Regions from separate parts of the Homo sapiens genome. Here region 1 is linked to region 2. Evidence: chromatin loops called from intact Hi-C (ENCODE). Cell type or tissue: breast epithelium. All regions are shown on one strand. Links, peaks and the distances in the headings refer to the core of each region. The heading gives the core; the rest is flanking DNA.

Region 1 (2,915 bases), core at 149-2,648, 300 kb before region 2:
CTTAATATGTGTCATCAGGCAGTGTGTTAAACCCTTAATAAATATTAATCCATCTAAGCTTTATAACAAACCCTCTCAATAGGTACTATGATCATTGTTTTGCAGATGAGGAAATTGGGACCCAGGGAGATTAAGAAAAACCACTCAACACCACACAGCTAGCAAGTGCTAGACTGGGATTTGAACCCAGGCAGTCTGGCTCCAGAGCTCATGCTCTTAACCACTAAAGCTGGGCTGCCTCCCTCAATCCTTGCTACACATACTTGCTTGATAAATACGAGTTAAATGTCTGTTGAGTAAAAAGCAACAGGCCTGTCAACTAGCCATCATCCCATGTAGTCAATCTTTCCCCTCCATGCACAAAGGTAAAGATGAAAGGCATGCTTTGTTTCTTGCTCTGAAGGTCATCTGTCCTGGTTTTCCTCAAATTGAGCCTCAACTTCTTTAGAGCATCACTTCACCCATGCAATGTCCAAACAGGTCTTATTTCAAGTGTTTACTCTTCTGAACCCCAAGAAAATTTTAAATTATTCTCTTTTAAGCACTGATAATAAATCAATTTCCCACTATCTGTAAGCCTTGCTTCTTGGGAATAGACTCAGGAATTGGATGGACCATTTTTTCACATTGCTTCACGCTGACCTGCAGGATAGGCCTGGCATTGATGAGCCAAAGGACTAACGACGATCTTTGCAAAGCCAGCATCTGACAGGTCAGTAACTAGGAATATAGGAGTGGATGCCCTTCTGAAACTCCTCACAAGACAATCCAGGCCTCAAGTGTCCTGAAGTAAAATCAGTGTTTTCTTAGGAGCCTGATACTGAAAGGGATTCATCTTGGGCATCCCTTTCAGGGTCACAAGGTTTGCTGAAAGTTGTCTCTTTTATTATCTTTCAAAACTTTGATGCTTTCCCCTAAATGCCTTACAGTGCTGAGTGTATATGAAAAAACCCATTCAGAATGACTCATACCACAATTATACTTGGACTCAGAGACAGACCTTGGGATTAAGCTTTTAATCTATTCATTACAGGGGAGAAAAAAAATCCTTTCCATTGCTGCAAATCTCCTTAGGCCTTGTGATTGCTTCTAGAAAAAGATGATCCTATTTGAAGAAATACTGTATTTTATAAAACAGTATTGAGTTACATTTGACCTGCAGATATTTAGAATTTGTTGTTGTTAGTCTAAGAATGGGTTATAGGTGACACACATTTATTTGCAAATGTATTAAATGTATCTTGCCCATCTTTTGGTGATATCTGCAATTCTAATAAAGAACTTTTAATGGATCCTATATCTCTTACATTTCTGCCATCAATTGGGCATTTAGTCATAGTGACTTTTAGTGTCTCTTATATTCTTGTAGGGTTAATTAGCCCCCGACTTCATGTGTATGTCTATTGCCCCCCACCAAGTAGTCTATAAGTTAATTAAATCAATGATCATGCTCCTTTGATCCTCAATCAGCAGTTCAGCTTATATACAGAGGACAGCAAATTATGTATTGCTCCCAAAGACCTAGTTAAGTATTTTCCAGGCCCAATTATACAGCAGACGAATAGAGAACAAGTAGGCTTTAGTTTCTTATGCTGCCCAACTTATGGGGTGTAGAGATTGTGTCTGTAAAAAATTTAACAAGCACAAGGCTCAAGGAGGGAGCTGGGGAACTGGTCAGCTGATAGGAATAACAACAATAATGTAACTGCACCACCACATCCTTCAGTGGCTGGAAGGGCTTGCCAGCACGTGCTTCGCCTGACAGTGGCTTCCTGGTGGCTGTTGACAAACACACCCAAGTAGAGAGGATGGTACCAAACACAGCTGAACTAATCGCCTTTCGGATCAATCAGAATAAGTATCTGAGGAGCTCCCTCAAGCCCCTTCTTTCTAGTCTTTCTCTCTCTCTTCTCCCACCTCATTTCCCTCAGTCTTTTTTTACCCTTCATGTTTCTCCCTTCTCCCAAACATAGTTTCTAAATATGTAAGACAAACCAGCCTTTCTCTGTCTAATAATGATTGCCTTTCACAGCAGACCTTCAAATTCTTACACTGAATGATCCCTTTCCCACCAGAGGGGAAGATGACAAGAAACTAGAAATCCAGGCTGGCCAAATGATAACATCAAAATCACGATTACCATCATCATCATCTACATTCTCTACCAGGAGCCCTAGGAGAAAAGAGGGAAGGAGAGGGAAGGAAGAACGAGGAGTTGAGCTAAGAAGGAAGAGAAAAAAATGGAGGGAAGGGAAGGAGGAGGAATAGAAGAAGGAGGGGAAAGACAAGAAAGAGCAAGAGAAGGAAATGGAAGAGGAGGAAAAGTGGGAGGAGTAGAAGAAGGAGAAAACTGAGAAACAGAGGAAAGAGAGGGAGAAGAAGAAGAACATGCAAGAGGAAGAGGTAGCAACCTTGGGACTGGCCAGGCAATGAGATAGTGTCCCCCGGCCCTCAGCCCTGATAGGGGAATGCCATTCTAGAGCTCACAAAGGGTTGAAAGCAGGTAATTACCACCACAATGCAATCTGCCAGTCCACTGGACTGTTCTGTAGCCATTTAAATCTGGATCACCCTGTCCCCAGAAATAGGATGAGGATGCTAACAGCCCTCAATTATAGAGCCCTTTTTACAGGCCAGCACTCTGCTGGCTGGCAGCAAACAAACCATTTCACCTCTCTAAACCTCAGCTTTTTGTCTACAAACAAGGGGGTAGGTGTGGTACCTATCTCACAGGTCTGCTATAAGGAGTAAGAACACATATAAAGCAGAAGGTACCATGCCTGGTGCAATGTAAGCTCTCAAGAATACCAGCCCCTGGTATTATATGTAGGGCTGCCCCTTCCAGGAGTTGTGGGTTGGGTAAGCAAGGAAACCTGTTTGGTGTGTAGATCCAGCAAAGGTACAGGTGAATTAGT
Region 2 (2,915 bases), core at 126-2,625:
TGGTTTTCAGGCCTATTAATCTCCCCTAAAAATTGTTTGCTCTTTGTCTAAAATTGCCTACACCTTCCACTTCCCTTTCCCCTGTGAAGAGGTATTTAAGCTTCAACCCTCTGGCCCTTCTTTGGGTTTTATACCTTGCATGGTTCCTGTGCACTTGTATGTTAATAAATTTGTTTACCTTTCTGCTGTTAATCTGTCTATTGCCAGTTTGTTTTACAGACTCAAATTCTCTAACTTTCAATGGGTAGAAGGACAGTTCCTCTTGCCCCACCAGTATATGAAGGCCAGCCTGCCCTCATTTTTAGGAAACAGATGTCCCCAGACTAAAGAAGATCTCAGAATTGCTGAGATGCAGCTGTAATACTAGCTGTGTGATCAGACAAGCAATCTAACTTTTCTGGACCAAAATTTCCTCAACTATAGAATGTGAATGCTAGCACCTACCTGACAAGATCATTTCAAGGATGAGGAGAGGTGATTTTATACATGTCAATGAATTTAGTAGCTAGTATTAGTTAAGTCTGCACTGAAGAGGAAAAAACATCACCAACAGTCTGCTTTCGGGGGCTTGGTCTCTTCATCTTCAGCAAGCTGACTGTCTTTTCCTGTGAGGTGACTGTTCTCTAGATAGTTGTGTCAAATTCAAATATGCTGTCCTCCTCATCATCTCTAAACTCACTTAGCAGTCCACTCCAGCAAGCTGGCATATAATCCTACAGCATTTGCACAGCCCTAGATGCTCCTGGGAGAAGCAGTATCACAGTGTGAGCCATGTGGGCTCAGCAGCTAGGGAACAGGAAAGAGCAGAGCAGTCCTAGGCATTTGGGCCTTCCTGGCCAGGGCAGCCAGACCAGAGATCACTTGGGCTGGGGCTGGACATGTATCTGAGTATAGTGAAGGGATGCAGCGTTCCCAGTATGGTGGCTGGAGGCAACCATAACAACTGTGCTGTCTTTTTGTCAGAGGTGTTTGAACCAGAGTGACTCCATCTTGAATAGGGACTGGGTAAAATAAGGCTGAGACCTACTGGGCTGCATTCCCAAAAGGTTAGGCATTCTTAGTCACAGGATGAGATAGGAAGTCAGCACAAGAAACAGGTCACAAAGATCTTGTGATAAAACAGGATGTGGTAAAGAAGCCGGCCAAAACCAAGATGACGATGAAAGTGACCGCTGGTCATCCTCACTGCTCATTATACTCTAATTATAATGCATTAGCTGCTAAAAGACATTCCCACTGGCACTAAGTTCACTAACGCCATGGCAACATGAGGAAGTTACCCTATATGATCTAAAAAGGGGAGGAACTCTCAGTTCCGGGAATTGCCTGCCCCTTCCTGGAAAAGTCATGAATAATCCACCCCTTGTTTAGTATATGATGAAGAGATAACTATAAGCATACTCCATCGAACAGCCCACGCTGCTGCTCTGCCTATGGAGTAGCCATTCTTTATTCTTTTACTTTCTTAGTAAACATGCTTTCACTTTATTTCATGGATTCACCTCGTATTCTTTCTTGCACATGGTCCAAGAACCCTCTCTTGGGGTCTGGATTGGGACCGTTTTCCAGTAACATTTTCTCCCTACTCCACCCCCACCTCCCCCACGGACACCTTCCTCAATGACACCAGGCTGGACGAACAGCACCACTCCTTTAGAGGAACTCATCACTTCCTCTCCACTGTAGAGTTAAGTTGGAGCAAAGTCAGTATCTCTAAATAGCTTCTAAGAATTTGGGAAGCTTTTTATTTTATTTTTTAAGTTTGAAAAAATCTTGTTAAATAGAAACTATGAATAGTGTGTGACTTCAAAGAAGTCTGTGGGGCTGGAAAACTTCTCACAGTATACCCTTTTGTAACTTTTGAATTTGAACCTTGAGAATGTATCTCCAATTTTAAAATAAAATGAAAATTAAAACCTCATTTAAAAACTTGTTAAAACTCTGCTGGGTGCAGTGGCTTATGCCTGTAATCCCAGCACTTTGGGAGGCTGAGGCGGGTGGATCACGAGATCAGAAATTCAAGACCAGCCTGGCCAAGATGGTAAAACCCTGTCTCTACTAAAAATACAAAAAAAAAAAAAATTAGCCAGGCATGGTGGCGGGCGGTAATCCCAGGTACTCGGGAGGCTGAGGCAGATAATTGCTTGAACCCGGGAAGTGGAGGTTGCAGTGAGCCGAGATCGCACCACTGCACTCCAGCATGGGTGACAGAGCTAGACTCCATCTCAAAAAAAAAAAAAAAAACTTGTTAAAACTTGGCTGGGCATGGTGGCTCATACCTGTAATCCCAGCATTTGAGGAGGCCAAGGTAAGCGGATCCCTTGAGGCCAGCAGTTTGAGACCAGCCTAGGCAACATGGTAAAACCCTGTCTCTACCAAGCATACAAAAAATTAGCCAGGTGTGGTGGTGTGTACCTGCAGTCCCAGCTACTTGAGAGGCTGAGGTGTGAGGATCACCTGAGCTTGGGAAGTCAAGGCTGTGGTGAGCTGAGATTGCACCACTGCATTCCAGCCTGGTCAACAGAGTGAGAATCTGTCTCAAGAAAACAAAAAACAAAACAAAAAAACCTTGTTAAGACTCAAGATTCTGTGGTTAATAAATGTCCCCACAAAGTATTTCAGTCTTGCCAGCATCTACTGAGTCCATTGTTTTCTGAGTCTCCCTAACAGGCTCATGGATAGAATGGATTAGAAGATGTGCTGTAGAAATTATAAACCAAGTGGCGTGCAGTGGCTCACACCTGTAATCCCAGCCCTTTGGGAGTCTGAGGCGGGCGGATCACCTGAGGTCAGGAGTTCGAGACCAGCCTGACCAACATGGAGAAAACCCGTCTCTACTAAAACTACAAAATTAGCCGGGCGTGGTAGCGCACACCCGTAACCCCAGCTACTCCGGAGGCTGAGGCAGGAGAATC

The links. Peaks named below come from ENCODE experiments on the same cell type or tissue, not always from the same donor. Only the 100,000 strongest peaks of a DNase experiment are listed, where the experiment ranks them.
Region 1: a loop joins it to region 2, with 5 times the contacts of the local background. A loop is called at or near these places in 1 of 110 quality-filtered maps.

Annotation. Positions count from the first base shown.
Region 1 is chr3:45,363,283-45,366,197 of GRCh38, reverse strand. No RefSeq gene overlaps it. Among named protein-coding and RNA genes, the nearest start is that of LARS2, 24 kb to the left of the region's middle. In breast epithelium, for the core only: no CTCF peak of the experiment used is centred there; no DNase peak of the experiment used is centred there.
Region 2 is chr3:45,063,312-45,066,226 of GRCh38, reverse strand. No RefSeq gene overlaps it. Among named protein-coding and RNA genes, the nearest start is that of CLEC3B, 38 kb to the right of the region's middle. In breast epithelium, for the core only: no CTCF peak of the experiment used is centred there; no DNase peak of the experiment used is centred there; H3K4me3 peaks cover 479 bases; H3K27ac peaks cover 1,174 bases.